Regions from separate parts of the Homo sapiens genome. Here region 2 is linked to region 1. A link is a loop called in an ENCODE intact Hi-C map of the cell type or tissue named here. Cell type or tissue: PC-3. All regions are shown on one strand. Each heading gives the region's core, and the rest is flanking DNA. Links, peaks and the distances in the headings are about the cores only.

What was found. A loop is a pair of places that touch in the nucleus more often than their neighbours do. Peaks named below come from ENCODE experiments on the same cell type or tissue, not always from the same donor. Only the 100,000 strongest peaks of a DNase experiment are listed, where the experiment ranks them.
Region 2: it touches region 1 in a loop (2.6-fold over the local background); 7 of 110 quality-filtered maps call a loop at or near these places.

The regions. Positions count from the first base shown.
Region 1 is chr1:182,179,153-182,183,552 of GRCh38, reverse strand. It overlaps the pseudogene YPEL5P1. Among named protein-coding and RNA genes, the nearest start is that of ZNF648, 120 kb to the right of the region's middle. In PC-3, for the core only: no CTCF peak of the experiment used is centred there; a DNase peak (open chromatin) is centred at 2,142; H3K27ac peaks cover 2,101 bases.
Region 2 is chr1:182,078,543-182,082,942 of GRCh38, reverse strand. No RefSeq gene overlaps it. Among named protein-coding and RNA genes, the nearest start is that of ZNF648, 19 kb to the right of the region's middle. In PC-3, for the core only: a CTCF peak has its summit at 1,770 (motif pointing right); no DNase peak of the experiment used is centred there.

The DNA.
Region 1 (4,400 bases), core at 170-4,169:
CGTACTAATAGCTATCTTTGGCTGTCTGAAAGCCTTCATGGGAAGACAGGTTGGACATCAATGAATGGAAATAAAGAGAAGGTAGGTTTGCCTCAGTGTATCTCTGTCATTGAGGATTTCCAAGGAGAAGCCAGATGAAGAAGAAGAGGAAGGGAGTGATGAGGAGGAGAAAAGAAAAGGAAGAAAAAGAGGAGGAAGAAGAAAGAGGAAGAGGAGGAGGTCAGCATTTATTGAGCACTTCCTATGTACCAGGCATTGTTTTAAATAAGCTAAATATATTATCTTATTAAAATCTTACAGTATCACAACCCAGCATCAAGGGAAGCCCAGGCCAGCCCAGTTATGTCCACTGTGGGTTGCGTCCTACCTTTCACTTGCTGTAGGGAGGGTTGGTGTGTTCTTGCAACCCCTTTATTCTACTCACCTATGCAGGTTTTTAAAATTTCAGCTCCAAAAATGGGCAGAATTTTCCTTGATTATATTGGCAGTACCCATTTGTTTTCTCGTGCAAACTGTGATATAATCCTGACCAATGGCTCAGAACTCAGCTCATCTCTACTAGGTGCACAGGCACCACTAGCAGGGCGTTTCTTTGTCACAAAGTAGTTAACCTACAGTATGGTGAAGTTCAAGATCGGATCATGCTCACTGGCTGCCACATGGTTCAAGGTGTGAGCTACAAAAACCGCAACAGCCAACTGGGATGGATCTGTGAGTTTGCCACTGAAGACAGCCAGCATTATAAGGAAGGCTGTGTGATTCTGAAATGTGCTCTAGTTAGAGAGAATGAGGGCTTTGAGGAGCATGTACCATTCAATAACTCTTGGAAGAAAATGAGCTCAATCCATCTTTTTCCAGGTTTCCTTCACTGAAAACAAAAATCTGCTTACACACACTGCCAACTTAGTATCAGAGTCAGGTTCATAAACTGTGGAACAAGAGGTTGTGAGAATCTAAGATGGAACCTTTCTTTCTTTTTTTAAAAAAAGTTTTGTATTTTCCATGTAATAGCAGAGTGTGGAAAGAGTATTATGCAGATGTCATCAATTTTTCCCTATGTTTACATCTTAAGGCAGAAGAGTCTGTCTGCAACCATGTGATGGGCTGTGTAAAGAAAAAATCTGGGCTATTAGAGTGGAAAAGTGTGTTTTATATAAAATTTGAAAGGAAATATGTCAAGAGCATGGGTTTTTAACTTGAGCTTCATTTTAAACTTATTTTTTAAAAACCCAATTATTTTACCTGATTTGCTACCTTCAGAGAAGAGATCCAAATCTGGGCCGAGCACTAAGGACTCAGTTTTGGCATTACCTGTGCCGGCCAATGTGCCATATTCTTGTTGGAGATGAACCATAGCATTTTCCTTGCCAGTCTTGACCCAAAGGTGTCACCATTCCAGTTATTTATCACCATGTAATTGGTGTTGATTGGAAACTTTTTGTGAAATGGGGAAGAACTGCTTTGTTGTCTTTTTCTTTGTAACAAGCATAGTAATATAAATAAAATAATAGTTGGGAAAAAAATCTTACAATATCCCTATAAAGTATTGAGGCACAGAGAAGTTAAATAAACTGCCCATATTTACAGGATTTGGGATGATGGAGCTGAGACTTAAACCCAGGAAAGTCTGTTTCCAGATCCTATGCTCTAAACCACTACACTCTTTGATTTATAATGCGAGGAGATTCCTGTATCCAGCAGGAGTTCAGGTGTTATTATTTCTGAGCTTCCCTCCAACTTAGATCACTCAAGCTCTTTCCAGGGCTAAGATGGTTGGTATCTAGTGCCATTCAACAGTTATGGAACACTGACCATTCACCAGGCTCTGGGCTGGGCACTAGGGGCATTCAGATAAGTAAGACAAGACAGTCCTGTAATAGACAAAGGTGCAGGGAACTTCCATGGTCCACAAAGACAGAATCACAGTCTTTCCTCTGAGAGTTGGCAAGCTTGTAAAGAAGGCAGTATTTGCTTTTGAAACACCCTGCTCTCACCTTAGCTCATTTTGTCACCACACTCTCCTTTCCAGTGTCAACCAGCAAACCCACAAACATCTCACTGTTGAGGGAGGGTTCCTGACCGTATGTGGCACTAAGAAGGCTGAGCAGCAGAGTGAGCATGGATATAACCAGGCAAACTTGTTTTCAAGGCTCAGCTCAGCCACTGCTGGGTGGAATAAATCATGTGTTTAAGGCAAAGCAGCCAGAGATATTAGCCCCCCTCCGATACCTGCCAGTTATGACTCATTCTCCCCACTTCACCTAAAGCTATCAGATCTGGACAGGAAAATAAAGAAGTATTGTGTAATCTGTGCAATCATTCCGAATTCTATAAACATGGGCATTATATTTAACTTCTCTGTGGCTCAGTACTTTATGGGACTATTGTAAGATTGTTTTTTCCCAACTATTACTTTATTTATATTACTATGTTTGTTACATGGAAAAGGACAACCAAGCAGTTCTGTCACATTTGAGAAAAATATATAGGTACACACACACACATATCTATATATGTGTATATATATATGTATGTATGTATGTACAATTGTCCTATAACTGAAGATATTTATTGAGCCCTTGCTATATACCAGGCAGCATTCATGAGCTTTACCCATCTTAGTTCATTAAATCCTTATCATAACCATGTTGGATCAGTGTCATGGCAGCTACATTTTACAGATGAGAAAATGAGACACAGAAAAATAAAGCAAATTGTTCAAAATCACGGGGCTAGTAAATAGGGAGTCAGTTTAGCACATAAACAATACTGTTTCTGTCACTAAAATAGAAAATTGAGGCACTGAGAATCAATAAATTAGCCTGAAAGCCATGGTAGGGCAGTGAGAGGGTCAGAATGCCACCGGTTAAGTGTGTTCACCATGTAGGGGCCTGTTTCTACCACTCCTGTATCTCCCAAGAGGACACAGAAAAGATCCTTGGCGATCCTTCCTCCAACAAACATGGCTGTTGGTGGCTTTGTGTAGTGATATACATTCCTCAATGTCTATGTATGCTCATGTATATATAGGTTGGTGCAAAAGCATCTGCAGTTTTGCCATTGAAATTAATGGTAAAACTACAATTACTTTTGCACCAACCTAATACTTGCTTTTCAGGGTCCCAGTTGCATAAAGGCTAATCCCTCTGCTCATCCATTTTTAGAATGTCAGATGCTAATCACTTCCAAAGAAGTGATTCTCTGCATTTTGCTCCAAGCATTGATCCATCAGTTGCCTTTGCTCTTCACAGAAGTGAATCAGGACACTGGAGATACAAACGGTGCCAAAAACCTCTGCCCCTAAGGAAAGAAAAAAGGAGCATTGGATTGTTCCCTTCACAATCTGACAGGCGCTTGAGAAGAAAGAGCCCATATTTAATATGGTTAATGCATTTTGACTTTAGAGAAATAATAATTTTCATAGAAAAAAAGGGTAATATATTTCAAGCGTAAGAAGTCATACCATCAAGATGAGAAAGTTCAAAGTATATCCATGAGACAGGAACTTAAATTCTGGACTGATTGTGCTTGTATAATCTATAGCAGGTAGTTAAACTCCATGAATCTCAGCTTTCTCATCTATGAAATGAACCGAGTTTTATAGATGAGGAAAGTTTGTCTGGCAGAGCATCACAATGCAGTAAATGCTAGTTTATGTTTCAGTAGTCAGAAAGAGTAACGCGCAAAAAAGCATATTTTCATATTTTTCTCTCTTTTTTTTTCTGACATGGAATCTTGCTCTGTCACTCAGGCTGGAGTGCAGTGGTGCAATCTCAGCTCACCGCAACCTCCACCTCCTGGGCTCAAGCGATTCTCCTGCCTCAGCCTCCCAAGTAGCTTGGATTACAGACGCACACTACCGCGCCCAGCTAATTTTTCTATTTTTGGTAGAGACGGGGTTTCACCATGTTGGCCAGACTGGTCTCAAACTCCTGACCTCAGGCGATCTGCCTGCCTCGGCCTCCCAAAGTGCTGAAGTGATTGCTTTAGTGTCTATCACCCAGAGACGGAGTTAATGGAGTTATAAGACTGCCTGAAAAGATTCTCTGAAACAAAGCCTCTGGCTTCATACAAAGCATCTCAACTCACGTTAAAAAGTTCAAGGAAGTAAATTTTAAAGTTGAAATTGTAGAACTTTTAGAAAAGAACCTACATCCAAATTCCTGCCATTTGAGGATAGTCAAAAATTTATTAGACTCAAAAAGCATAAAGCATAAAAAGTTAAAAATTGATACATTGGATTTCATCAAAATTAAAAATTTCTTCCCTTTGAAAGACATCATTAAGAAAATAAAAAAGTAAGCCAAATACTGGGAGAAAATAGTACCAATTCATATATTAACAAAGGATTTGTATCCAAGACATATGCAGAACTCTTGCAACTAAATCATAAGACAATC
Region 2 (4,400 bases), core at 167-4,166, 100 kb after region 1:
GGGAGCTGAGGGCAGGCAGTCCATGCTCTGCTACCTCCTTTCCCTAGAGCTTTTCTTTAGATGCCCCCAGTCTGGTCAAAAACAAGCATTCTGAGCTGTGAAATGTTCTGGTCAGTGATCCCAGAGAAGTTTTATAAAGTCTTGAACACAGCCAGATATGCCTCAGTCCCACACTGTTTGAACCTGATTTAATCTTACTCTGACTACTTAGAAGACACCAACTTTAGAGGTGGTATGGGTGTTGGTATAGACCATGGGCTCTGGAATCAGACTCCAAGGGTCTGAATCTTTGCTCTGTCACTTATTAGCTATGTGACAAAGGGTAATTTACTTAACCTCTCTGTGCCTGTTTCCTCTTGTACAAAATGGCGATGAAAGCATCTGCCTGTGTTGCTGTGACACGGGCCTGGCACCTGCTAAGCACACAATAAATTTAAGTCACGGTCATCTCGCAAGGCATCGGTATTACTCTGTAGTCTCAAGTTAGAGAAAGGAAGTCTGAAAGCTTATAGTTTGGAAGGGGCCTGGGAACATTTTATAGTGATTCCATTCAATTGTTCTCTTGCTTTTTATCTTCTTGTCATTAGGATAACATGGAGAAGGTGTCCCAACTACAAAGCTGGTGAATGAAACTGTCTGGGTGGTGGGTGGGAGGCCACTAGTCCAGGACGTTCTGCAGCTCTGGCAGTTCTACGATCCTAGCCAATTTTCGCCCAGATAGCACTAGGCCTTGTCTTGTGCCCCAGAAGGCTGTGGTCACTGCGCTCCCAGATGGCAGCTCTATACTTGTTCTAGGGCTAAACACAGAAGGGGCCAAACTTGATAATACTCTGCTTCTGGTCATAATTCTTCTGCAAAATTGTTATATATACCTCTTTATATATAAAGACAAAAACTCATCCTTTAGTGGCCTCCAGAGACCCCGGGAAAGAGCCCAACTCCATAGCATGTCCCGCAGGTCTGCTGTGGGACACTCACCCCTATAGCATCATCCCCATATCCTGCTACATTCCAGCCATCCTGACCAGCTCATGGCTCCCCACACTCTCTCAGTAGCCCCCACCCTCTCCTCATTAACTCCTGATCATCCTCAGGCCTCTGTTTAGCCATTTTCTGAAACTCTCCCACTGCCCACCGCCCACCTCCACTACCACCCCCACCCCCACCCCCACCCCCCCCCACCACCCCCACTATGGTTCATTTAATAGTTTCTCCTGTGTGCTCCCATGTGCTCTGGGTTTACCCCATTGAAGCCCTTAGGGCACTTTCAAACCATCTGCTCCCCTCTTTGCTTCATCTGACTGTAAACTAACTTGAAGATAGAAACTGTGTGTGGATTCCTATTGCTTCAGTGGCACCAAGCACAGCACCTGATTTAAAGAGGGTGTTCAGCAAGATTTCTTAAGGAAATGACACTCAACATGAGACTTAAGGGTTTGGGGTGGGGAAGAGGTACAATTTCAAGAAAGGAAAGAACATGGCAGCAAGTGCAAAGCCCCCAGGGTTGGAAAGAACTTGATATATCCAAGGAACATGCTAAGGACAGTGTGGCTGGAATGTAGAGAGGTAGCGGGCAGGTGGCAAAGGATTTGGTCTGGAAGGTTCAAAGCATGGTGGGAAGTAATTGAAACAGGTTACACTGGATAGAAACAATATCCTATATCCTCAACATCTTCTCTTCCCCTTTTTGCTCTCATGAAACATGGCTCTCTTCTGAGAATAGCTCCTTCTCAAGTGGAGGATTAATTTTCTCTTCCACATCCCTCCTACCACTAGGTGGGGCAAGTGTCTTCCTCACTCCTTTGCTATTTCAGACCATTCTTTCTCTCTTAAAGCTCCCCAGCTTTGAATAAGCAGCCTGTGGCATCCACCACTCCTCCATGAAGTCTCCCACAAACCCCAGAGGGCTTCCTCTCATTCCTTATATGGATCTCAGCACCTGGTTCACCATCATTTTCACCAACCCCACTTGTCATCATTCTAAGAACTACAACTCTGTGGAGCTGGCTTTTTGCTTCCCTGAGTCTGTGAGCTCCTCTTCTCCAAGGATCTTGTCCTTTACTGTATCAAATATGCAAATGGCCCAAATCTAAAGCTTGTCCTCAATAACAACTGCACTCCCTCTGCAGTCTCAATTTGGTGCAACTCCCTCTCTGGCCAGCACCTCCTTAAACTTCCCAGCTCGCTGCCCCTGAAATCCCACCACCACCCATCCTTCCACCCAGGGGAAGTCTGGCCCTTCCACCTTTTAACTCGTCCTGCTCCCCTCAGGCTCTCTCTCCGCATCTGACTTGGCTTCAATTCCATGCTTCATCACATTAGTCACTTCTTTTTCATAACCCCTCATCTTTATACCTTTCTTTAGTTTCGTTGTATTTGTCTGGCAAAACTCTAACAATGGTGAACTCCAAGCTTCTGCCCACACAGCCAACATGTTGGGGGAAAGCACACCATCTTCCTGGCTGGCCTAACTTCAATTCATGACCACTAACCTTGCATGGGCCTTTATTGCTACCTGGCAATTATGAACCCATTCACTCTGCAAATGAATATTTTATGCCTTTTTTCTTTTTAGACTTCCCACACTTCCTCCACTATCATCCATCTCAGCCAACGACCTTGCTTCTTATTTTGCTGAGAAAAAGCAACCCTAGCAAGAGTACTTCCTCAAGCTGCCACCTCCACATCTAGCCACACCCTGTGCCTGTGTCCATGACTTCCGCTCTCCTTTTGCTGTGGACCAGCTGCCTGTGCCGAAGCCACTCCTGTACAGGCCCTGAGTCCCATCCTCTCTTACTTTCCCAAGGACACAATCCTATTTCTCTATTCCCACATAATCACTCCTTGAATAATCTGTTTAGACTCACAGACTACAATTCCTCTCCTCCCTTAAATCTACTCCAATCAGGTTTGATCCCCATGTAGCTTAATTGGATGGCCAATTCTTAGTTCTCATTAATAGGAACTCTCAGTAGTGTTTGACATCATGTGGCACTCCCTTCTCCTTGAACCATTTTCTTCCCTTGATCTCCAGAATATCACAGACATCTGACTTCTCTTCAAACCTTTTGTCCACATCTTTTCACCTCTTTTGCTGGGCATTTCTCATCTCCCCTACTTATGAACATTGGACTGGTCCAGGGCTCAGTCCTCGAATCTCTTCACTGTATACGCTCCCTCGGTGACTCATAGAATCCGATGGCTTTAAGTGTAATCCACACGTTGATAATTCAAATTGTATTTTCTACCAAGATCCTCATCTTGAAATCCAGATGCCTCTCCAACTGTCGCATCAATGTTTCCAAGTGGAAACCTCATCCAAACTGAAGCTCCTGGACTTTCTCTCCTAAACTCTGTTTCTCCCACAGTCTTCCCCTGCTCACTTAATGGCAGCTCCATCCTTCTGGTTGTTCAGGCCAAAAACCTTAGAGTTGTCCTTGACTCCTCTCTTTCTCTCACACCCCATAGCCAATATATAACAAAATCATGTTAGCTCTAACTTTAAAACGTATCTAGAAATTGACCATTTCTCACCATTTGTGACAACTCTGGTCCAAGCCACCATCATCCCTCACCCAGATTACTGCAAAGACTCCTAACTGATCCTCCTGAGTCCACCATTGCTCCCATCAGCTGTCTTAAAATAGTAGCCAGAGTGATCTGGTTAAAATATTACTCAGAGAAAATGCCAAACTCCTTTCAATGACCTGCAAGACCCTATGTGATCTGGCCAGGACTTTACCTCCTCCTTCTCTTCCCACTGCCCATTCCATTCACCTAGGTGTCCTTGACCCGCACATTTCAGGCCTCTGTACTGGTTCTTTCCTTTCTGGCTTCTCCCAGATATTTGCACATCTTACTCCCTTGCCTCATTTAAGATTTTGCAAGAAAGTCAGGTAAAATACACAAAATATAAAATTAACCACCTTAACTGTTTTTAAGTGTACAGCTCAATGATATTAAGTACAATGATCCTCTATTTACAATGGCTCAACTTAAAATTTTCGACTTTACAATGGTGTGAGAATGTACCACATTCACTAGAAACTGTACTTCAAATTTTGAATTTTGACCTTTTCCCAGGCTAGCAATATGCAGTGTGATACTCTCACAATCTGGGCAGCTGCATCAAGCTGCGGCTGTCAATCAGCCACGCCATCACAAGAGTAAACCGTGATACTCTCCCGTGGACTGTGATGCAGATGATTCTGTTCAACTAGAGGCCAATGTAAGTGTTCTGGACACGTTTCAGGTGGGCTGGGCTCAGCTGTGATGCTCAATAGGTTAGGTGTACTAACTGCAATTTCCACTTAGAATTTTTTTCACTTATGATGGGTTTATCAAGATATAACCCCATCATAAGTTGAGAAGCATCTGCACATTCATATTGTTGTGAACCC